2 separate regions of the Mus musculus genome follow, and region 2 is linked to region 1. Evidence: chromatin loops called from intact Hi-C (ENCODE). Cell type or tissue: heart. All regions are shown on one strand. Links, peaks and the distances in the headings refer to the core of each region. The heading gives the core; the rest is flanking DNA. Region 1 holds the start of Gm25245 (a small nuclear RNA gene). Region 2 overlaps Itsn1 (intersectin 1 (SH3 domain protein 1A)).

What was found. Hi-C counts contacts between places; a loop is a spot of excess contacts. Peaks named below come from ENCODE experiments on the same cell type or tissue, not always from the same donor. Only the 100,000 strongest peaks of a DNase experiment are listed, where the experiment ranks them.
Region 2: a loop joins it to region 1, with 2.0 times the contacts of the local background. A loop is called at or near these places in 2 of 42 quality-filtered maps.

Annotation. Positions count from the first base shown.
Region 1 is chr16:91,912,601-91,924,366 of GRCm38, reverse strand. Itsn1 (intersectin 1 (SH3 domain protein 1A)) reads right to left here. Exons shown (of 39, transcript NM_010587.2): 39 at 3,788-11,766. It overlaps Gm25245 (a small nuclear RNA gene), which reads left to right and starts at 2,952; the gene lies at 2,952-3,058. In heart, for the core only: a CTCF peak has its summit at 6,366 (motif pointing right); a DNase peak (open chromatin) is centred at 6,366; H3K4me3 peaks cover 748 bases; H3K27ac peaks cover 2,250 bases.
Region 2 is chr16:91,842,808-91,854,573 of GRCm38, reverse strand. Itsn1 (intersectin 1 (SH3 domain protein 1A)) reads right to left here. Exons shown (of 39, transcript NM_010587.2): 20 at 5,605-5,852; 21 at 3,609-3,768; 22 at 674-879; 23 at 1. Among named protein-coding and RNA genes, the nearest start is that of Gm52262, 56 kb to the left of the region's middle. In heart, for the core only: no CTCF peak of the experiment used is centred there; DNase peaks (open chromatin) are centred at 2,583, 5,173, 5,573, 6,783 and 4 weaker places; H3K27ac peaks cover 2,167 bases.

The DNA.
Region 1 (11,766 bases), core at 2,090-10,089:
GCCTCACCACGTGTTCCAGGTTGCCTTCACCAGCAGCCGGGCAGTCCACACAGGTGGGTTCTTCCAACTGGATCCAGATGAGATGTTGGGATCCAGAGCACCCAGGCTGGGAGCCGGAGCCAGGTGCTGCCAGAGGCACCCTCACCCTGCCGGGGTTCCCTGTTGACACACACACACACACCCAGCCCTTACCACAAGGGAGGACTGATGCAGAGCTGGATCTGCATCCCACACTGCTGGGCTTTTCCCTCCTGGCCGCAGACTCCCCTCCAGCTTGCTCCTGAAAACCCGACAGCCTCCACACTGACTCCGAGGCTCCAGACTGCCTACAGAGGAGCTCACACGCTCTTGGGAATCGGCTCAGCTTCCTCTGGAAGAAGCACATGAATACTGGGATGCTTTGAGCTTTGCAGCTTGAGGTTGCCAGAGATGACCCCAGAGCCTCGTGGAGTACAGCAGCCTGGAACTCTAGATGAGACTGGCCCCGAGTCAGGCAGCCTTGATTGCCTCTCAGGTGCTAAGATTCAGACATCACACACCCAGGTTTACAACAATGCCCTTCCTAACACTCAAACAAAACAGCCTGGTGTATAGCACATCCCGTAATCCCACTCCCCACACTCACAAGACTGAGGCAGGGCGATTATGAGTTTTGATGTCAGCCTGGTTTATGTATCAAAACCCTATCTTTAAAAGCAGAACAAGGCACATGGTGGCACACGCCTTTAATCCCAGCACTCAGGAGATGGGCAGGCAGATCTCTGAGTTCGAAGTTAACCCGTTCTACAGAGTGAGTTCTAACTCAGCGCCAAGTAGGCTCGCAAACACGGGTAACTGCAGCTCCTCCAGCCTCTGCAGGTAAAACGCACTTGTGTGTGCATCCGTGCCCACCCCCCAAACAAGTAAAACTAATAAACTTAAAAATAGATGTCGAAATCAGCCGTTTGGTACTTAGGACAAATTGGGATAAATGGATGTAGCATCAAACAGCCCAGTCCCATGCACTCCTCAGAAACCGAGCTGACAAAGAGAGCAGACAAACCAGACCGGAAGGGTTCTTGACTTGTGCAACTGAACATCCCTGGGTGAGGGGCACAGAATGACATCCATGCTAGGTACCCAGACGAGAATAACACATGAGGACATCACAGGTCTCACACGGAAGCCAGTTGTCCATGCCTGGAACCTCAGGCTTGGGCTGGCGAGGCAGAAAGACCAGGAGTTCAAGGCCAACCTTGGGTGACCCTGCCCAGGAAGAAACGACTTGTGTAGAATCTGTAGGGAGTGTTGGGAGGGTTTGACTCCTGTATTTTTCTGGGCTTGCTGACTCTGCCTTTGGCACCCCGGCTGTTCTCAGCATTTCTCACGCTCTCAGGAATACACAGCACGAGGAGTCTGTCTCCACTACCTGAAGAGGACACAGGAGAGTTGAGAAGGTGGCGGCTGCCTTGTTTGGGTTTTTTTTTTTAGATTTATTTTTGCATCGTTTTTCTTGTACCCCTACAACCTTATCTCTGGGAAACAGACACAAGAAAAGACACCTGTCTTCAGGGCTGTTAGCATCCTGTGTGCAGAGAAGTGAAGGCAGAAAGAAAGAGTTCACCCTGAGCTGGTGAGGTTGGCCGTTCGTGTTTTCATGAACCATGTGATTTAAACCACCCAGGTCAAAACGGCCCCAGAATTGTTTAAGGAGGCTGGCCTTAGGCTCTAGATTCAGGGGCCTGGTTCCTGCCAGTGCTGCCTCTGGTACAAAGAAAGGAGAAAACCCCAGTCACCTTGACCTGAATGGGTAGGTTCACATATAGTTAGATGACAAAGGAGGGTTTCAATATCAAAAATAAAACAAATAACAAAAACCTGTTTTTAAACAAACAGAAGCTGTGTGGTCCTGCATCAGCAAACCTTAGATAAGTGTGGAATTCTGTAATTTATAATAATGTCTAACACATTTTTAGAACTCCATTAATGTTATAAAACAGACAATATAATCTTTTTGTAAGTACTGTTATCTAGCAACAGGCAGGTATCACAATGCCCAGGATGCCTATTAGGAGTGGTCTACTTCTACCACTGGGCAGGGCTGAGAAGGAGCCGCATGCCACCAGCCTCATGGTCCACTACAAAGATCACAAAGGCTAGTTAACCTCACCAGCACTGTGGGGGAGGACCTACGTCCATCCTACCTTCTCTTCTGCACATTCGGAACACCTGGGACAAGGGACAATTGTGTGGGTGATTTATCTTCGCAGCCTATGACCACCCCAGCCCCAAAGACCAGCATTCCAGGAGAGAAGGAAAGAAGTCTCTGGACAAGGGGGCCAGAATTTAGGTGGGTCTGCATGTTGGCCTTCAGAGATCTCTGGATGGCCTGACCTTTGGGACCAGGGACAGTCAGAGAGCACACTGTCATTCCAGCCTTCGCGGAGCCCGGGAAGCTTCCTGCAGTAACGCTACCTGCACCTCTGCAGTCAGGACGTTACTCCCACTTGAGCCTCCAGCATCGTGAAGCCTAGGCTGGCAGTATTAAAAGGCACACAACATGCTGGGAGACGTGCTGGCCTAGTGCTCACACTTCCGAGAGTCCAGGAGCGATCAGTATTCACCCGAGTCACCAGAAGCCAGCTCTTAATTGAGAGGCATTTCTGGTCAGCTGGGTAAGGCTGGACTCACAAGGTCCCCTCTAACTAAAGTCATTTGCGATGCTCTCTCGGGGAGCAGGGGTTAGAGGTGAGGTTAGAACTGTTTCACAAACCCTCCCTGGTTCACTTGAAGCAACATTCAAGGTGGTCAAGTATAGAAGGGCTGTGCCCAGGAGTAGCCTGGACTTTGGATACTTTCCGGGGAAGAGAGTGGAGCAGGGAAGGTAGGCCTCCTGGCTCGGCGTGGGCCTCCAGGAAGTTTCCAGCTGACTGTTCACACCTGAAAACATCTGCGCCTAGAAACCCAAGCTCGTGCTCGCTTCGGCAGCACATATACTAAAATTGGAACGATACAGAGAAGATTAGCATGGCCCCTGCGCAAGGATGACACGCAAATTCGTGAAGGGTTCCATATTTTTGGACCATGATATAGCTGTCTCTTGTGAGACTAGGCCAGGGCCTAGCAAACACAGAAGTGGATGCTCACAGTCAGCTATTGGATGGATCACAGGGCCCCCAATGGAGGAGCTAGAGAAAGTATCCAAGGAGCTAAAGAGATCTGCAACCCTGTAGGTGCAACATTATGAACTAACCAGTACCCCGGAGCTCTTGACTCTAGCTGCATATGTATCAAAAGATGGCCTAGTCGGCCATCACTGGAAAGAGAGGCCCATTGGACAGGCAAACTTTATATGCCCCAGTACAGGGGAACGCCAGGGTCAAAAAATAAGAATGGGTGGGTAGGGGAGTGGGGGGGGGGGACTTTTGGGATAGCATTGGAAATGTAATTGAGGAAAATATGTAATAAAAAAAAAAAAGAAAGAAAAAAAGAAACCCAAGCTCAGCCTTCCTGTGTGCTTCCAAACGGTGAGAGGCTGAAGCCAGCATGTGGCCTCCCCAAATGCGCCTGAATTCTCTGACCATGCCATGTTCCTGACTAGAGCCCATTGTCTGTGGCAGCAGGTCTGGCTGCAGGCAGACTGTTTGTCTCTTCAGAATATGCGTGCATCGTATGAGTTAACATGGTCTCACCCCGGGTCATGGCTACAAGATCTCTTCCATTCTATCATGGCTCCACCCATCTCATCGACCACATATCCCCTGCAAGGCAGAAAAAAAAAATCCACACGTTTGAATTCCTAAACATTCACTTTGGATTTGTTTTTTAATAAAATTTAGATGGGTTGAACCCAAGTGACCTGATCACGCATTTCTACTCCTGGGATATGATTTTAAGTTTCTTCTATAGTTTATGCACTTAAGTTAGATTCCTAAAATACTCTCATATACATACAGAAAAATAATCTCTCGATGAGAAATCACATTTTACAATAACAAGTTAGATATTCAGACTAGAGACTGTTAAGTTTATGCAACATTGAACAGCATAGCCTCTTACATACTGTATACACATATAATCATCATTGCCAAAAACATACAGCAAAGATTTCCTGACGAACCACATACAGAACACAATCTTTTCACATTATGTAGTGGATTTCCGTCTTTTTCCTTTGTTGGAAAATGCACAAAATACAGAAACCCAGGAGCTGTGAGCTGACTGTCAGACACAGGACATTTGGCGGAGGTTTCTCGCCTCTGTACAGATATGTTCACCTATGTTCACCATCGACGTGTGGAATGTTGCAGAGCAGAAGAGCGAAGACAGTACAGCACAGGGGAATGGTAGCCTGCGCCCCTGTGTGCACCGCGGCAGACGGAGGGGCAAGGAGACTTTAGCTTGTGGGCTGCCAAGGACCAGAGCTGAGGCTGACCTCTCAGCTCCATTGACAACAAATGCTCAGTTAAATGCATGTCTTACCATTGAGCATCATTTGAGAGAACGATCTGACAGCAATATTCAGCAAGTAACGCTTAGAGAATGTTAATTGATGAAGGGTATCCAAAATCTTCACTCATTAAAATGGATGCTGGCAGAGTAGTGGTCAGGTCCCTCTAGGGATCATGACCCATTTAAGGTGATTTAAAGCTGAGGCAGGTGAGCCTTCTGTGGGTTTTCCCTTCTCAGTTTCTGTGTTTCTAGTTTTGAAAGAGGGTCTCACGTAGCCCAGACTGGCCTTAAACTCCTGATTCTCCTGCTTCTATCTCTGGAGCGCTGGGATTACAGGAGTGGAATCGGGAAACTCGAGAAAGATTATTGCTCTGCATGTGTGGACATGGGTCCACATCTGCAAACGGCAAACAGAGCCTCAAAGGGCTTGGAGCATCCAACACAACACAGGCTGCACAACAAAGCAACACACACACACACACACACACACACACACACCTTTGAGGAGCGGCTTCCTAACTTCTGGCCTCCCCAGAGCTGTGGGCTTCCAGAATGCAGAGGTTACACACACAGCAGAGCCTTTCTTCTTTGCGAACACCCAAAGACACATGGAGGATCTATCCCGTGAGAGCCCTGCCTCCCAGGAGTAAACTCTCAGACACTTGGCCTCTAGGGCAGAGAGGCATCTGGCTCCGCCCACTCTCTCTCCAGAAAGCAGTATCTAAAGGAACAAAGGACCTCTCGATGTCAGACAGGGACCCTGTGCTCTTCTAGGCTCTTCTCCATTAAAGTAGTTTAGAATCTCCTCTGTGACACCAGAAACCGGGAGACCAACCCTTGAATAGGGAAAGGTTTCATTTCAAAGCAGAAAATTCAACTTTGAAGACTCAAAGGCCCCACTTGATATCCAGAGACACACCCTGGACGGAGACTTGAGAAACCATCAACCTATGTTGACCATTCCCCGTCCATCCAGGGCGCTTCCAGGTGTTAGCCGGGGGTTCGGGCGCTGTAATTATTCTGCACTGTTTGTACTTTTAAGAGATAAAAGAGTAGAGTTTTGAAAAGCACCTCACTTTCTAAGAATGCACGAGGCCCTGGCTTTGATAATTAGCACTGCAAGGAAAGGAAAAGAAAACAAGGGAGGGAGGGGGGAGAGAGGGAGAAGGGACGATGTGTTTCCATCTCAGCTCCGCGCAGCCTGCCAGGGAGACCTTTCCAAAGAAGAAAGACATAACAAGGCCCTCCCTGCTCCATTCACAGTGTAGTCAAGGCCAGCCCCAGGGTGTTGGAGCCCCTCCAAACAGCAGGGCCCAAACTCAGCTCAGTTCTCTGCTGCCCCTGCTGAAATCCCTAATCATTTGGAGCAAGGAGGAGGCCATTTTTATTTTTGCACTTGGTCCACACATTACCAGCTGGTCCTGAATGCAGCTTGGGGAAGGGTAGAGCAAAACATCTCCTGTCTCCTTCAGTGGGACACACAGCCATCCCCCAATGCTTGGTACACACATACACACTCACTCACAGACACACTCCGGGCATCCAAGGGCTGCATCAAACCATTTGCCACTTAAAACGTCCAAAGTCGAAGTCTTCAGGTAGACACCCTGCTATCCTACCAAGTAGGGCTACCCTGTCTCGCAGGGACAGAGGCCTACTTCAGGAAGCCAGTCCTTTTCTGTGGAGAACTGAATTGCAACATTCCCCTCTGAAGGCACAGAAAAGGCAGGGAAGCTGAGGAGGGTCTCTGTCCACCCCAGCAGGCAGGAACGCCATTTCAGTAGGTGCCCAGCGCTGGGTTCACTCACACCTTCCTTCTTTGCTCACGGCTCAGCTGGGAGAGTCGGGGAGCACTACAGTCGGGTTCTAGCCCTGACCCTACCCCCACCCCTCTCACTAGCAAGTTCCACAAGAGCAATGCTGCTGGGATGCAGCAGGGGGCGCCAGCACCTTGACCCTGCCAATAGAACCATCTAGGTAGGAAGAGCCCCACAGTGCGGAAATGGCCACACAAGCCACCACGCTGCCTTTGGCTCCTATTTGTCTAAGGTCCCCACTCTTGTTTTCACCGAGAACAGGAGATAAGACAAGAAAGACAAAAGAGTATAGCCGGGGAGGCAGAAAACCACAGGCGCAGCTCTCGCACAGGATACGGGTACGATGGTTCTAAAAGAAGAAGGGAGGAATTTCCACAGCGTAAAAAGGAGCCTTGGTCACTGGCCAGCTCCCCAGAAATCCCGGAGGGACGCTGGGCAATCTGAAGGCTGACGGAATAAGCCCGCTTCTGAATGAAACTCTCCTCGGTGGACTTCGAACACTAAAATACTCATCACTGTAATAACAGCGAGACTCTAGGCTGCTCCAGAAAACAGAACAGATCCGATTAAAATATAGCATAGGACCTGACACAGCGTAGGGGCAATTCACCCTGAAATAGGACAGCCACACACAGTGCTAGGAGAATTATTTGCCAAAATATAAACTATTAGCTCCTTTTACTAAAGGAACTAGTTAGGTCTGAGTAGAACTGAGTTAGTTGTTTGGTGGAGATAAACACTAATGTTTCCGTACTGAGTTTTCTGTACCTTATCCTTCAAGACATCCCCAGTCCCAACCCCTGTGAGCCACGGCACCAAGAAACAAGTCCAACAATCCCCCTGTCTCCACATCCCCAGCTCTGGTACTACAGCTACGCATGCTGAATCTGGTTTCTTTACGAAAGGGCTGGGGATCAAACTCAGGGCCTCAGGTTTGCCGGGCTAGCACTTTGTCAGCGATCTACCCAGCCACTGAGCAGGAATTTTATGTTATTAAAGTGACTTAAAATTAGATCTACAAGTTGGCTTAAAAGCCACAAAGGAGGTCCCTTCTCTGCCTCCCAGCCCCCAACAGGCGGCCTGGACAGGATAGAGCCCCCCTGAAGGAACAGCATCCTGTCAGCATTGCTCACTGTGTTGCTGTTCCTGACTGCAGTCTGCCCAGGGTGCTGACATAGGAGTTTCAATGCTCTCAACTTAGAGAGCCTGAGATCCTGGCCATCTTTCTCACGGGTTGTATTTTCCTGTGCTTCTCAAGGACAGAACCTTTCCTGGCGCTTACAGACACGAAGTCATTATACACATTAGTGGATCCTTGGGACCACAGGGACCTCGTGCAATGTCCTGTGAGGAAACGGTCTCCGGGACTTTCTCTTCCTCTAGCTCAGCTACTTTCTAGGTATCAGGAAACAGGGAACTGGAAAGAGGAGTCCCTGTGGCAACCAGCCAGTTATTTATTGCAAGTCCAAACTAACAAGAAGTCTTCATTATTTCCTTGAATAGCCCTTCAAAGGACAATGTTCATTAATAGGAGTCATTCAAAAGAGAATGCTATGCCCAAGGGCCTCTGGGAATTTGCCACTCAGAAAGCCGTGATGGTGGGGGCTGGAGAGATGGCTCAGTGGTTAAGAGCACTGACTGCTCTTCTGAAGATCCTGAGTTCAAATCCCAGCAACCACATGGTGGCTCACAACCATCCGTAATGAGATTTGACACCCTCTTCTGGTGTGTCTGTTTTTTAAGTATAATAAATAAATCTTTAAAAAAGAAATAAAAAAGAAAGGAAGCCGTGATGGTTCTAGGGGCTGCTACACTAGAGGTCTAAGTCTCCATGACAAGGAGGGCAGGGGTAAGTCCCATCTTCAGTTTGCGAGTCTCTTCTCCAGAGATGCGGTCCCCTAAACCCCCACGGGGAGTACGTGGCACTGAGTGAGCCCTTACCTTCATAACCTGCGAGGAAGCCTCTTTAACGTTCTCTTTGACCACCTGCCCTGTCTCCCTCCTTCCTCCATCCCTTCTATCCTTACATCCATCCTTCCTTCTTTCTCTCTTCCTTTTTCCTTCCCTCCTTTTTTCTCCTGCATTACCTTGGCCCGGTGACCCTCACACCCCCACGTCCCTGCAGAACAGGGTCCCTTGGCAGGTAGGCAAGCAATGGAGTTGGGAAAAGGTCAGGTGCTGACCCCCCTTTAAAGGAGACTGTGCAGGGGAGGAGCGGGGAGATACAGGGGAGGAGGGGGTGGCATCTTAGGACCCATGTTGGGGACTCCTTACTGTCAATTACTAGTCAGCAAGATTGGGCTCTTCTGAGGAGGTTCCCACCACTCATACAAGCCAGCCTCTGTAGGCCTGCCCAATAAGGCATTCCCTGAAATGTCAGCTTCAATGTGTCTTTGGAGAATAAGGGGGAAACAAAGAAAAACAAGAATTTGGGCCCATGGGGCCAATCCAGGGAAGAGGAGGAGGAGGGGGAGGGAGAGGAGGAAGAGGAGGAGAGGGAGGAGGGGGAGGAGGAAGAGGAGAGGGAGGAGGGGGAGGAGGAAGAGGAGGAGGAACTGTCTCTAACTCTCGTGCATCTGGATTCTGACAGGGTCTAAAAGAGGAAAAGAATCCATCAGAGGTTTGGCTTCTTCCTAGGAATCAGGCCAGGTCCGAACAGCTAGAAACAAAGCCCTTGGGGGTGCAAATCCTCCCTGCGGTCTCAGCTGGCTCAGGTTCTCCACCTGTCAAATGAAAGCCAGAGGGGCCCGTCCATGTGTCCTTGATTAATGGATTCTAGGACACCCTGGACTGTATATGGTCACCAGCTCTCTCCTGCCCAGCTCTCTCCTGCCCAGCAGCTCCTGGGGAGGTAGCTGCTGTCCCACCCTGGAAGACCAACCTGCGATCACCCTTTCCAGACGCCTGTGACCTCGTGACACACGTCTAGAACACACGTTGGCACTGAGTGAAGATAACAGGCAGTATGAGCGGCCCATTGATCCACCTTTTATAAAAATGAAGACAGCTGAGCCCAGCGGGACACACTTGAAATTCCAGCACACGGGAGGCTGAGACAGGAGGACCCTAAGTTCAAGGACATCTTGGGCTATGGAGTCAGGTCCTGTCTGAAAATAAGGAAGAAAGGTTCTTTAGGGAGAGAAGTTTCTTATTTGCTGTCCAATGACAGAGACATATCATTACAAAATTGAACCCAGCACCCTTGCCCAGTTTCTCCAGCATTCCTGCTGACTCTCATCTAGAAGGCTCTCTGTTCCATCGAGGGCAGATCTGGACCTTAATGATTGACATATGTCTCCAAACTCTTGTGGACACAGCAAATCTGGTCCCAAGAGATAAAGCTATCCATCCATCTGCTGGGTGACAAAACATGGACGCTTCCCCAGAGACAAGGACTGACCCTTTGGATCAAGTGGCCCATGAAGGAAGCCCAGTCAGGGGCTTCTGTCCTCAGAGCTCTCGGGATAATTCTCAGGGGTGACTGAGGGTCAGAGCATAGCCAGGCTCCAGGAAAGTGCCTTCCTGAGTGAGAGGAGGTCAGAGTGTGGGAGGTACTGGCAGTGTGGCCCATAGAAGAGGGATGCCTTCAGGGGGTATCTGAACAGCTGGCATCAAGGTGCCAGGTGGTGCAGCCTGGGCAAGCATTTACAAAGCAGACATCTGAGCCTCAGATTCCTCGTTGGCAAGGACCTACCATTTGTAGGAACTGAAGGCTAGCTGGTCAAAAAAGTAGAGTCAAGGAGGAGAGAATCAAGGTTTGAGACTCTGTGTGTCACCCATGGGTCACAATAGGACTCCATCTCAACAGAAACCAGGAGTCACAGCTGGGTCTGAGGGTCAGCCCAGCTCATCCAGAAATACAATTAATCACAACAAATGACACCAATCCAGATCTGTCACCCCTCAGGACAACCCAGGGGTGTCTAGTAGGGTCACCTGGGGGAAAGACTCACAGACTGCATTCACATACTACAATCATGGGGTGCTTGCTATGAGTAGGTAACCCAGAACCTATGGGGTCACCATGCATGCCTCATCCTTCCTACAGGAACACTGATGTTCAACATCATGTTCATGTTCAACTTGGAAGGGGGAGGGGAAGGGATTGTAATGGTGACCCTATACTGGCCATTTGCACACAGAATGTCTGTGTTTCACAGTATGGGAGCATGTCCTTTATCAACATGCCGAACAAAGCCCCCCTGGTTCCAGAACCAAGAAACCATGGGTCACAGATCTAGTTATAGGTATCATTTAAAACAGTTTCTTAACAACAACAGAAACATGAATGTGTAGTGTTTTGATAGTGTTTTCTGCTGGGAAAGTGGTAAGCCAACGCATGCTCGAAGTTAAAGTCTACCTCATGTTCAGCTGAAAGCTGCTACCTGAAGAGTTTATTGGCTTGTTTCAAAAAATAGGTGTGTCTGTTGTTCTTGATACAAAAGTCAACACTATCTTCAATAAATAAACTCTAAGTGCTTCTTGGAAGTATGAAATGTAAACTGTTGTCCTTTGCCCCATACACGTTTTGAGAAATCACTTGAAACACACACACACACACACACACACACACGGAGAGGGACCTTCTGGGGTCACATGGAGCATTCAGATTTCAGCAGAGTGGCTATTCTGTCACCGAGACACTACCATTTACAAAGTACTTCTAGAAACCTAGTTAAAATCTGAGAACCTACCATAAAAAGGAACACCACCCAACACAGGAGAGCCTGAGCCCAGGAGCCTGAGACATGCAAAGGCCAGGCCACCCAACACAGGAAAGCCTGAGCCCAGGAGCCTGAGACATGCAAAGGCCAGGCCATGACCACAGACTGGAGATGCAAACGAGGGACCAAAACAGCCTGCACTTCTCACTAGCAAATCAAGTTATCTAGATAACCAGCCTATCTTTTAGCATTTAAGGGAGAGAAAACCCAAAGAACTCAGACAAAAAAGCCTGGCCTATGGTCATACACTCCTGATTCTCGCAAAAAGTGCGTGTGTTCCTATGACTAAGAGGTTGTTGTATGCCCAGGAGCATCGCCCATTTTCCCACCCCACATGTGGGGCTCACGGGTTCCCAAAGGTCTTTCCCTCAAACCAGTAATGGATTTTCTTAGCGTTTCTCCACACTACCTATTCTATCTTGAATTCTTTCTTTTTTGAACTTCATCCATCTAAGGCATGACTTCCTGGTGTGGTGGGGTTTGGGGGTGCGGTGACCACTAAGGATTGTTGTTGTTACTTCTCACAAGTCTTTCAAGCACAGAATGGGCTCAGACAGGACTGGTCTCCAGACAGAACTTCTCATGAAACATTCCAGGGTCTCCAAGCCCAAAGAGGATGCTCTGACAATAACCAAGCCAAGGTCATCCCAGTGACCCGCAGTGACCCACGGCAGGACCTAACTCATCAGGACAGAACCTTGCAGATAATGAGCTTTTGGAGGATCCTCCAAGCTCACCCAGAATCGGAACGGAATCACCCTGTAGCATGCCACCACCGTGTTTCCACTGATGGG
Region 2 (11,766 bases), core at 2,464-10,463, 70 kb after region 1:
GCTGTGAGGAGAAAAGAAGAGTATTTTAGTTCTCATCTGAAAATGCCAAAAGACGCTGCCTTCTCTGAAAGCTACGAGTGCACAGCTGCAGCGGTCACCTGCAGTGGGGTTAGAACACAGGAGGGTGCCAGCAGCCACCAGGCTCAGGCTGGGGTTTCTCCCACTTGCTATGCTGGACCCAGAAGCTCAGTGCCAGTCTCCTCAGCATTGACTAGAAGCAACCATGGGGGTATGTCCACTAGCTGTAACCTCTCACAGTCCCCAGGTGGTTCTGGACATCTTTAAATGTTAGAATAACAACCTTGTGGGTTCTCTGCTACATGCAGACACTGATGAAGAAAGCCATTTGTTCATTCTTCCAAATCCATTCATTACTTTCCCAAAGACCTTGATTGTAAGTATTTGTATGTATTTTTGGTACCATACTGGGCATAAAGAGTCCAAACTCTCAAACAGTTCAGGGATTCTTCTACAAGCCAATTGCAGAACATGATTTAAGGCTTCCCTGCCAGGGGAGGTACAGCTCACGAGAAGGCTCACTTTCTGCATTTCATTCATACAGTCTAGTTTTCAGAAGACAGTCAGCCTGCAGCCCCCTGCATGAATCTTAACTAGCACAGACAATAATCTCTAATACTATTTTCATCAAAGAGAAGCAGGTAAATAAAAATACCTTGTGGATTTCCTTACGGGCCCTGAAATGAGTTTCACGTAAGACTTGGGGAACCAACCCTTCTGACCTTGAACTTCTCCAAACCACCACATGTCTTGCTGTTCCAGAACGGTGATGACGTCACTTTTGTTAAAATTTAAGTGGTTGTCTTTTTTGGCTCTCCAGGGATACAGGGCTTGCGCTTGTAGCCCTTCCACCTTTTCACCCTTATGTGGAATGACATAAAGGATCCGTGATTACACCGCAGCTTGCTACCAACCAACACAGCGAGTGCCGAGCACGCGCGCATGCACGCGCACACACACACACACACAGACACAGACACACAGCCATAGAGGACGCTGCCCCAGCTCAGGAGTGCTAGTCACCTTGTGGCTTCTCAGCAACTGCTCATTTCAAAAGTGGAGACAAAAACCGGTCGCCATTCCCAGAGCCCTGTCAGGCTGCACTGCTGCAGCCACACTTGCTCTAAGTCTTTTGTATTTCAAGGTCACGGCTCAGTTTAGGAGTTGACTGCATTTCAATCTGTACGGACACGTGCAAACAGGCCATGCACTGGACTGTGCTTTTTTATTTCCCATAAGTCCAGATACTGTGGGATTATAAGAATGAAGAAAACGTCCTTTCTGCTCTCTCCACATAGTTTGGATAAAACATTTTATTAACCTTGAAGTGCTATAGAAATATTCTCTAGTGAGGAACTTTGTGTGCAAGGAACAGATAGAAACAGCCGCGTGTATCATTGGGTGGAGTGAAACACACTATACAAAACTTCTGCTTCCCAGCAGGACCAGAGAGAAAAGGCCAACCCCTGCCTCGGGACGCCAGGGACAGTTTCACAGGGGAGGAGGCACTTGAGCTGGGCCTTGAAGGGTTTGGAGAGCTAGGGAGGCAGAAGGGCGCTCCAGGCCAAAGGCACAGCACAGGCAAAGGCCCTGAGGTGGCACGCTGAGTGCACAGCACGTGGTCCAGGAGGAGGAGCAGGCTCCGGGGCTGTGGGCAGCCTCGGCTCAGGAAGGGGCGGAGCAGGAGACATGGCTGCAAAGGCAGGCGAGGCGCTTATTATCTGCTTCAGATCATGACAATGACTTAAAGAAATAAACAAACCAAGTCCCACTTCAATTTTCCATAAATGGATAAAGAACAAGAGTTAATGCCCAAGGACAACTGGTCTGTAGCTGCCTGCACTTGCCGGAGCATAACTGGCCAGTAGCTCCCATGAGTGTGCTCTTGACCCCTGACCCTTGCTCTGCGCGGACCCTTACCTCCTTATGCCTAGAACATGGACTCCTCCATTTTAGCCCTAGCATTGCTATTCTCTGTCCACCCCCCTCCCCCCAAGCCCCCCACCGCCCTGTCCGCAGAGATTATGCCTTGTCTAGCCTTTTCAACTAATTCAGGGACTTCCAGGCCAGACTGAAAGGGAAGCGACTTGCTCTGTGCCTCTACAGCTTTTGGGATGTGTCCCAACACCTTTCCTTTCTCTGGGTTGGGTTTCTGAAACAGCCTGAAGTCAGACAAGAACACTGGGGGTGAATCCCAGGCTCTCCACTTGCTAATTTCATGACACTTAAGCAACTGAGAGATTTTTCAGTTTCTACATCTACCAAAGAGATGGCACTCTCCTGAAGACAGTGATGTTCAGTAAAGACCTACACACAGCCTTTGCTGAAACTGCACTAACAGTTCAGAGGCTACAGTCCCAAGACCTCTGGTCTCCAGTGGACAGTACTGCTAGAGACCACTGAATTCAGTTTCCTAGGGAGCCCTCCCTCCTCCCCAGGCAGTTCCTAAGCCTATCTTCCAACAAGGTCGCGAGGGCTTGCTCATCACCCACAGACTGATGGTCACTTTGTCACTCTGTGTCAGTTCTCTCTGCCTCACAAACCAGCAGGCCTCTCAGGGCTCAGCTTCCTCTTACCCCACTGCCATCTGGACTGACCTCACTTCCAACCCCTTCAAGTCACCAAGGGAAGCATTCTCCTTATCCACAGGGGTCTCTTTGCCCTAAGTGGGTTTGGATGACGTGACCACTTCACTCTCCCCCAGGCTCTGGAACCCACTCTTGTCCCCACGCTTCTTGTGCCTCGCGTATAGTGCCTCCTTGGTCACTGTGCTTAAGTGTTGAGTCAGGCAGAGGAGAGGCGCTGCTGCTGAGTTGTCCTCCCACGCGCCCTCACTGCACACTCCTGGGCTCCTGCTGTCTCACGTGAGCCTCTGACCCGAGGGCCCGGGCCTGCTCCGTCTCCCCTCTTCTGTGGTGTGGACACAGGGACTCAGCGGGGTCTAGGCTTCCACACTGAGCACCCTCGGGAGCACTGCTGCTCAGCGGCTCTGATCTTCCTGCCGACCACTTCCTCACATGCCTGGAAGCTCCTCTAATCTAAGCATTTTCAGAACAGAAACTCCCCGTGATTTCCTGGGGCCTCCAGGACGGGCATTTGCTGTTTGTTTGATTGACTGATTTTATTCCTTTATTATCATTACATTAATTAAAGGAGAAATGTTCACAATAACAACCCCTGTGTTTTCAGAAACACTGTTCCTTAGCAGGCCTCCCCATTAGCCTGAAATCAGCCTTCCTTTTCCAGTACAGACTGATGGGGCAGCCAAATGGACTGGCTGTCCCAGAATTCTTGACACACTTCCTGGCTCTCCCCGTGTCAGTTTTCATACCTTTTTAATCTATCAACATTGCAGCTTTGATGACACTTTTTCAATGAAGCTATTCAGATAGACACAGGCAGGAGAGTTTAAGCCCTCTGAACTCTGGGAGGTTTATAATAAGTCTCAACTTTCTGAACTAGGTTCAGCCAGCCGACCCAGCCTCGTAGGAGGAGCCTGCTTGTAAATGACATTGCCAACAATGTCTGCTGGGACTGTTGGTGTGAACGTTAGGTGCAGATCACACTCAGTCTTCGCTAGCTGCCCCTACCTGGCCCAGGACGGGAGATGGGGAGGAGCCAGTGGCTGTGGCTGGGGTAAAGGCTGATCTCTGCCGTAACTGGCCAGCACTAGGTACGGTCAGAGAAGGCTGAGCCGCCCATGTATCCCAGTTGTCCGTTTCTGGCTTCTCGTTTGAGCTGCTGGGCCACCTGGAAGGAAAGGCACGCACCGTAAGCAGTAAGAACTTCTTAGTGTCGCGCATCGCGGGACACCCACAGCCACACAAAGAAGGTGGACTGCTTCACAGAGGAAACAAGACCAGCCCAAATGGTGGTGTCAGGCCTGGGCCTGGAGCCTAGCCCCATGCACAAAGCCCTAGACTCTGTCTCCAGCGACATGCATGGTAGGTGTGGCAGTGCACACCTGTAACTGTAGCAAGATCATGTGATGACTTTGAAGTTAGCCTGAGCTATAGGAGACTCCATTTCAACCAACAAGCACAGTACCAGCGCTGTAACCTAACTGGAACCTCTTTTTAGAATGTCAAGAGCTTTTTAAGCAAAGACCAAGGCAAGTAGGGGTGGTGCGACTGGAGCTCAGGCAGGCTGTCTCTGAAGCAGGCTCCCTCCACAGGGAGGAGTCTTGGGCACCTTCAACCTCAGTCTCAAAGTGCACTGAGAGACCTTGTGATTCCTTGAGCTCTCCCTTTCCACCACGTCTTCCTTCCTTGGTCATTACTCTACCCCCTCTGTTTGTTCCATCTGATCTTTCTCAGAAAACATGACTGGGCTCCTTGACTTCCATGTTTGTTTCTGAAAGATTATTTATTCAACTTGGAAAAAAAAAAAAAAAGAAAACCCTTCCCACTCATACACTCACTGCCCACAGATCAACATCTATTTGGACAGCTGCACGTGCAGGTCCTGGACCTACAAATGGAAGTCTAGGCGGTGGTAAGACACCAAAGCTTTTAAGTTCAGACTCCATTTTAGAGAACTTGACCTAAGTTTGAACTCGGATAAACTAACCTAGCATTAGTTTCCAAGTTACCCCCCCAACAAAATCTGAGCTCCAGTTTCTAGACTCACCCCAATAAGACCTGTGTCTCTAGGTTAATGTCCCCCATCAAATCCAGGTTATTTCCTCAACAAATCTGCACCCTTAGGCTGCAAGCCTGCCTCTGCCTCACAACCACCAATGCAGTGGGAGGCAGAAGTTAAGTTTATGGTTTGACTCCCAGCACCAGCCAAGAATGCTAAAGTATACCTCTCACCTGGGTGCTTGCCAGGCTAGAAACACACACACACACACACACACACACACACACACACACACACACACACACCTTCCCGCCGCTGGCTGCTTTCTATAAAACCTTGCCCCACAGATGGTCTAGGTTCCCCTCCACCAAAGCCGCCCTGCTTGTCAGCAGTGAGCTGAGCCTGAGCTGGAATAAGGTCCAGGTGTGACTGCATCACACTGACTTCTGACTGCTCTTCTGGAGTTTACTAACACTTCCTTGCCACTACAGTGGCTTCACCCATCAATTGCTTACATGCTGTTTGGCGAATGCCATTTCCTGATGACCAAGGACAGAGACCCTCAGAGTGGGCAAGTGGGAGGTACACTTCTCTACACAACACACTTGCTCAGCAGAAACTTTCTGTAGAAACAGCTTTCTGTCTTATTCCGAAACACATGACCGGTTGCAATTTTAGTTCCTGGCTAACAAAATAGCATCATTTCCTAGCCTGCAGGAAATTACTGAATTTTTTGCTGACGGACATGATTGTCAACACGAATTATTAGGAAGTTGTATTTCTCCATTTCTTCCCCCAAATGAAAAATACAGATAATGATGGAACAACTGTAGCTGGCTTCACTTTGCACCCTGGTAAATCTCTGTTTGGCAATGGTATTACTAAATCTAGTTGAGAAGCCAATAACCCTGTTGTCAGTAGGCCAGCTAGAGGAAGGGCCATGAACACACACCCTTTCAAAGAGGAACAACTCAAGACTGCCAAAGACAGCATATTAACACATACGTGGAACTGAAGTCTGCCCAGTTGTTGGGGGTTGTGGAGGGCTCAGAAGAGGTCACTGGCAAAGGAGCAGGGGTCTCACGCAGAGCCAGTTTGGGGGCAGGGGCAGATGTCAGATCGGTCACTGGTTTGGCTGGAGTGGGAACCTCATTTTCTGGAATCTTTTCTGCATAGTTTGCAGGGAACCATCCCGTCTTCCCTTTCAGCTCTCCTCCAAGCCATCCTGGCTCTCCAGTCTGGCTTTCATCCACCTGTGGGAAGTCACAATGTTTCATTTAAATGGAAACAACCAACTGCTGAACACACCAGTCACCCACGACAAAGCCACAGCCTCTGCCCCTGACTGACACATGGCACAGACAGTTCCCGTCTTAGTCTCAGTGCCCATGAAGTGGCAAGCTCCGTAAGCACGCGCGTTCCTACTGACTTTTCTCTCCTGAGCTCCTAATGGGATGAGCTGAAGCACCTCAGCTCAGGTCCTCAGGCATCTACCTCACAGCGTCCACCTGACAGGTCTCATTACTCAGGAAGTCATGCAATTCGTAAAGATAATTTGACTTGGTTTTTATTATTCCAAGCAAGGAGAGCAACCAACCAAAAGCATTCTAAAACCTTCACTATCTAAGCATTTATTCAATATAGAGACAAGGAGGATAAAACCAAAACAGCAGCCACTTAAGAGCTCCACAGATACAAGATGAGGAGATGAACACACAGCATATTCAGAGCTATCACTACTTTAATTCAGTCTCTCAGAGGCTATAATTTTAAAGTCCACAACATTCCACAAGAATAGAGCCTTCTGTTGAAAATGTTCCAAGGGGCCATCTGCTTTGCCGAGTGCAGCCAGTGCTTGTGTCCGTCCTTAGTTCTGCCCCAAAGGATGCATCCAAATGGGCCTCCATATCCTACTGATCCTACAGTTACCTCCCTGGCTTAGGAGCACCTGGAGGTGGCTCTGGAGGACAGAGCTCGCTCAGTCAGAAAGCTGGCTCCAATACTAGAGTCCAGTGAGTCCTATTCTTACGTCTATACATGTGACCTGTAGCTGAGGCCACTGACTTTTCAAACAACCACAGGAACAGGGCAGGTCTAAACATCTGAAGGGCAGCAGGTGCTCCTAACTGCTGGGCCATCTCTCTAAAAGTAACTTAAGGCTGAGGACAGGAAAGGCGGGCCCTCGGGTCATGTGCGGTCAAGGGCGCTGGCTTTGCTTTACAATTTGGTCACTGTTACTGACACTGATACTGGTGCAAGCACGCTTCCCAGTCAACTCCCTCCACTGTCTGCTTCTTCCCTTCGCCAGGCAGTGCCAGCTATTTATAAACTGCTGTGTTCTTCTGCTTGGATTCACTTTGGTGCTGCTCTGAACTCCTGGTTCATGCTTTCTGATGGCGTCATACCACACGCAACTGCTGGGCACTGGAAATGGCGGCTGCTATCCTCCTAAGCACTGAGTAGGTTGGTGGCCAGGCTCGCGACCTCCACCTTAGGACTAAAGTCAGGTGGGAGAGAGTCAGGAGTGTCTCTCAAACAACAAAGCACTGCTGAGTCTGATGAAAAACGGGGCTATGCGTGTAGAGTGCCTCGAATTTAATGCAGGATCTGTAGCTGTAACTGTACAAGGTGGGCAAGTTTAACTTCTGGATGCTGCAGTTTCTTTGTCTATAACATGCCTGTCTTTGTATGGATACATCTTTGTTGTTTTGTTTTCCAGACAGGATCTCTGTGTAGCCATGGCCGTCCTGGAACTCCCTCTGTAGACCAGGCTACCATGGAACTCAAGAAATCTGCCTGCCACTGCCTCCCAAATGCTGGGATTAAGATGTGTGTCACCACTCCTGGCTTCTGATAAGTCTTTGTAATCTGCCGGGCACAAATAAAAGTTTAAAACCACAATTTTATAAAAATCCAACTCTGACTAATACGGTGTTCTCACATCTAGACATTGGTTCTGGTACCTCATTTTAACCTAGTTTACTCTAAACAAGCTTTGGTTCTCTGCTCCGGATGCCTGTCACTTCTGGTTAATCTTGCCAGGGTCATCTCCTGTAGGAACCCATTTAGTATCTGATTACTGCTTTTCTGGAACATTCACTGCCTCAAATGATAACTGCTTGGTATTGCCACGACCTAGGATCTACTGTTATCTCTTTGCCTGGCTAATGAGACTCTGGGCAGACATAAGGAACCAGATCAGAAATCTCGAAGCAATGTCTGACCACACATCTCAAGGAGAGGTCTAGCCCCACCCCACCCAGCCTGCCAGCAGCAAGGACAGAAGTCACAGTGCACCTCCAAGTAGCGTCAAGAGCTAGAGGAGGGGCCCTGAGCTCAGATCCAGCGTCTCCAACAAGAGCTCCCATCTCCAAGGCAACGATGAAATCATCATGGGCTTCACTTTTAGCGGAGGAAACTTACTGCCCTCAGCAACGGCCCAGACATGGTCTCAGGAATGTGAACTTACTCTTGTGGGGTTAGCTCATTTTAACGACTATGATTAAGGACCACAGCAGGCAGCAGGAATTCATTCTTAACACTTAACCACTTGGAAAACAGAGCGTCAACATGAACACGAGACATTTCTTCTTGAGTTTGGAAAACTTTGCCAAAAATGCCAATCTAATTTTGGAAAAAATGTAAGTGTACAACAGGCTGAGTAGGTTAAGCACATACACTCTGTAACACGGCAAGCTATGACGGACTTTCAGACAGAGCATGCTCACCCACTGTGGCTTTTATGAGGGAGTCTCAGGCTTTTTAATGAACAAGCTTAGTCTTAGTTTAATTATCTAACTAGGTCTGTCCCATCAATCCCAGTTTCTCTGGGAGCAATTCTGATACAACATCATGGAATTGAAGCCCAGACCCTAGATTCTGTTGAGCTGGTTTACAAAACAGTACTAACTACACACTGAGTATCGTGCCTGCTGGGCGTGAAAGTCAGATGTGCAGAGCGGTCAGTTCAGATTGAAATCAGCTTGGTTAAAGCTTGGGTTCTAACAGGTCTATGGGCACTGACCGCCATTTCACTAGGAAGCTCTGGCTTTTCTTAAATTTCCAACTTGGTTCCCGGGGAGGTGCTATTACATTTGGCTCTTTAATGACCTCGACTGACATTCCTGTCATTCCCATGCACTACCGTCTTCTTCATCAGGGTGACATTACTGAGGGATGGAAGAGCCTTTAGGAGATGAAGCCCAGCGAGAGAGCTTTAGGCTTGGGGTATGATTTGAAGGCAGACTATGGGACTCTGGGTCCATTCTTCACCCTCTCCTACCCTGGGGTACATTATCCAGCCATCTCTTCAAACTCTTACTTTTTCCGAGACAGGGTTTCTCTGTGTAGCCCTGGCTGTCCTGGAACTCACTCTGTAGACCAGGCTGGCCTCCAACTCAGAAATCCGTCTGCCTCTGCCTCCCAACTGCTGGGATTAAAGGCGTGCGCCACCACTGCCTGGCTCTTATTATTATTTTTTTTAAACTTAAAAAATGTTGTGTGTCTACTTGAGCACAGGCATGCATGCACTCGTGTCCTTGGAGGCTAGGAGATGGTATCAGATCAGTTACAGGTGCTAAGAATTGCCTCTTTACCACTGAATTTGGGTCTTCTGGAAGAGGAGGGAGTGCTCTTAACTACTGAGCGGTTTCTCCGAGCCCTTAACTTCCATTTCTTCAATCGGCTTACAATAACTGGCAGCTTTCCATGCATCCTTCATCTGGGTAACCCTCATCATGCGGACCCCTCACCTTTCCCACCCTACGCCCCGATCCCTGACAACCCTTCACTGCCATCACTCCCCTGCACCCCCTACCATACTTTCATATCACTTACGTCCTGCTAGCCCCTCCCTCAAGGCATCGCTACCCCAGCGACCCCACTGTTTCCTAGTTCTACAACCAGCACAGGAGGAACAAGCAGGGCTGAAGGTCCCAGGCAGGACCCACACTGCAGGAGGACACACAGCTCGCGCCCGCCACAGCTTTGTTTTTATGATGACTTTCACGTTTGTACAGGGACATTTTGCCTGCTTGTCTTCTCTAAGGCAGGGGCCTAGAGGACGGGGACTTTTCCCTTCAGTGTAACTAAGCAAGCCTGCAGAGGTAGTGTGTGAGAGGCTGCAGACAACACAGGAATGCACGAGGCTGGCTCCATAAACCTTTATGTGAAGTGTGCACACCAGGCTCTCACACTGGCAGTGACACGCACACCAACTAGGAAACATGCTGAGCTCTGAGGTAAGACTGTGGGAACCTAAAGAAGGTGGAAGAAGAGGTTTTAAATACTGTATGTATGCATGCTTATTGGTGTTTTGCTGGCATGTATGTCTGTGTGATGGTGTCAGAAGCCCTGGAACTGGAGTTACAGGCAGGCGTGAGCAGCCATGTGGGTGCTGGGAACTCAACCTGCGCTCTCTGGAAGAACAGCCAGTAGTCTTAACCAACGAGCCATCTCTCCAGTCCTCTGGAAAAGGGTTTGGTTTTTTTTTTTTTGTTGTTGTTGTTATTTTATTTGTTTTCCAAGTTAGGGTTTCTCTGTGTAGCCCTGGCTGTCCTGGAAGTCTGTATTTTTTTTTTTTGTCTCCACAAATAGAAAAAGAATGCCACACAGGCGTGAGGACCTGAGTTTGGGTCCCTACAGCCCACATAAAAGCCAGGAGTGGTGGCACAGGCCTGTGACCCCAGTGTGGGGAGGAGGAGGCAGGGTAAGGGCAGCACTTACACGGAACAGCTTTCAGACAAACGACTAGGTAGCTGGTAACAGTGAAAGAAGTCCTGGGACTCGGAAGTGTTTCCTAGACCATTTCAGGGAAGCTCTGGCAGGACAGAGGGGCGGGGCTACATTCCTTAATGGAAGGCCTACAGAGAATTCTAAACTGTGTATCAGAATTGAAAATACCCTGAATGTCTATGGCCTAAGGAAGGCATAGATGAAAGAAAGAGCAGACAGACAGAGCAAGGGAGCGAGCTTCATGTACATAAGAGTGTGGTGGTATATGGGGTGGTCCGCGATGGTGGGGGTGGCAGGGAGCGTGTGGAAGCTGCAGGACAGCTTTGGGGAGCTGACTCTCTCCCTCCAGCTTCCCGTGGTTACAGGAATCAACAGGGAGGGTCAGGCTTGCATGGCACGATCCTTCCCTAAGCCGCTGCTTACTTTCTGGGACTTCCTGAGTAATTTTCACACACCTGATGCTGCCTGGCACCAGCATTCAGATGGCCAGCTGCTGTGTGGTCCTCACGTAAAGCTTAACAAAAATGGCCATGAGTGAAGTCTCTCTCATTGCTCATCCAATTGCTTGGGCAATGCATGGCCGAGTCAACTCCATCCCCTGGGGATGGCCACCTCCACATCAGAAGAGCGGCCATTTATTGCTAAGGCTCTAAGCCTCAGACATGGAGATGATCAGCTAGGCAGCCTCAGTCACAGATCCCACATCACGTCACAGACTTCTTTCCTCTCTAAGTTCCTAGGTTACTGGACAGTCATGGGCAACTTCACCAAGCCTGGGTTCATCCGGTTCTCATGCCTTTTCCAAACTAAATATTTGAATGGCAGACACCATCTTCTATTTCTTTGTATAATCAAACATCAGAATATGGCGACACACAAGAAAGTACATTAAATGGTTAACAATGGAAAAACCGTTTGGGAGCAAATCGGTTTAAAAGCAAAAAGATTCTAAAAGCAAAGTATTTGTAAGGCTCCCCAACCCCTACCTATATCCCAAGGGGAAACACGGTGACTAAGGTGTAAGCTTGCTGTTTTCAAACAAGTTCTGAGGAGTCTGGGAAGCCATGGTCACAGGGCTGACAAAGTGAGTGAGCCTGGGTTTTGCAATGACAAGAGAGCCACAGTCAGCCTGTTGAGCTCCACCGTTCCCATGCTCATGCATCTTAGGTGTGGAGGCAGGACAGCCGAGAGTTTAAGGCCAGCCTGGGCTACATAGTGAGCTTAGGCTAGCCTAAGCTACATGAGACCTTGTGTCAGTCAGTAGGTAAGTAAGAAGGTTTTGTAAGCCAGGAAATCATTCTGATCTCTTGTAAAAGTTGCAAATGTTTCATTTTCAGTTTAATGCACCAAGAACTCCTGGTGTTAGGTGGAACCCTGACAAGGACAGAACCTTCAGACGGCTCTGCAGAGCCCAGCAGACAGACACCGGCAACA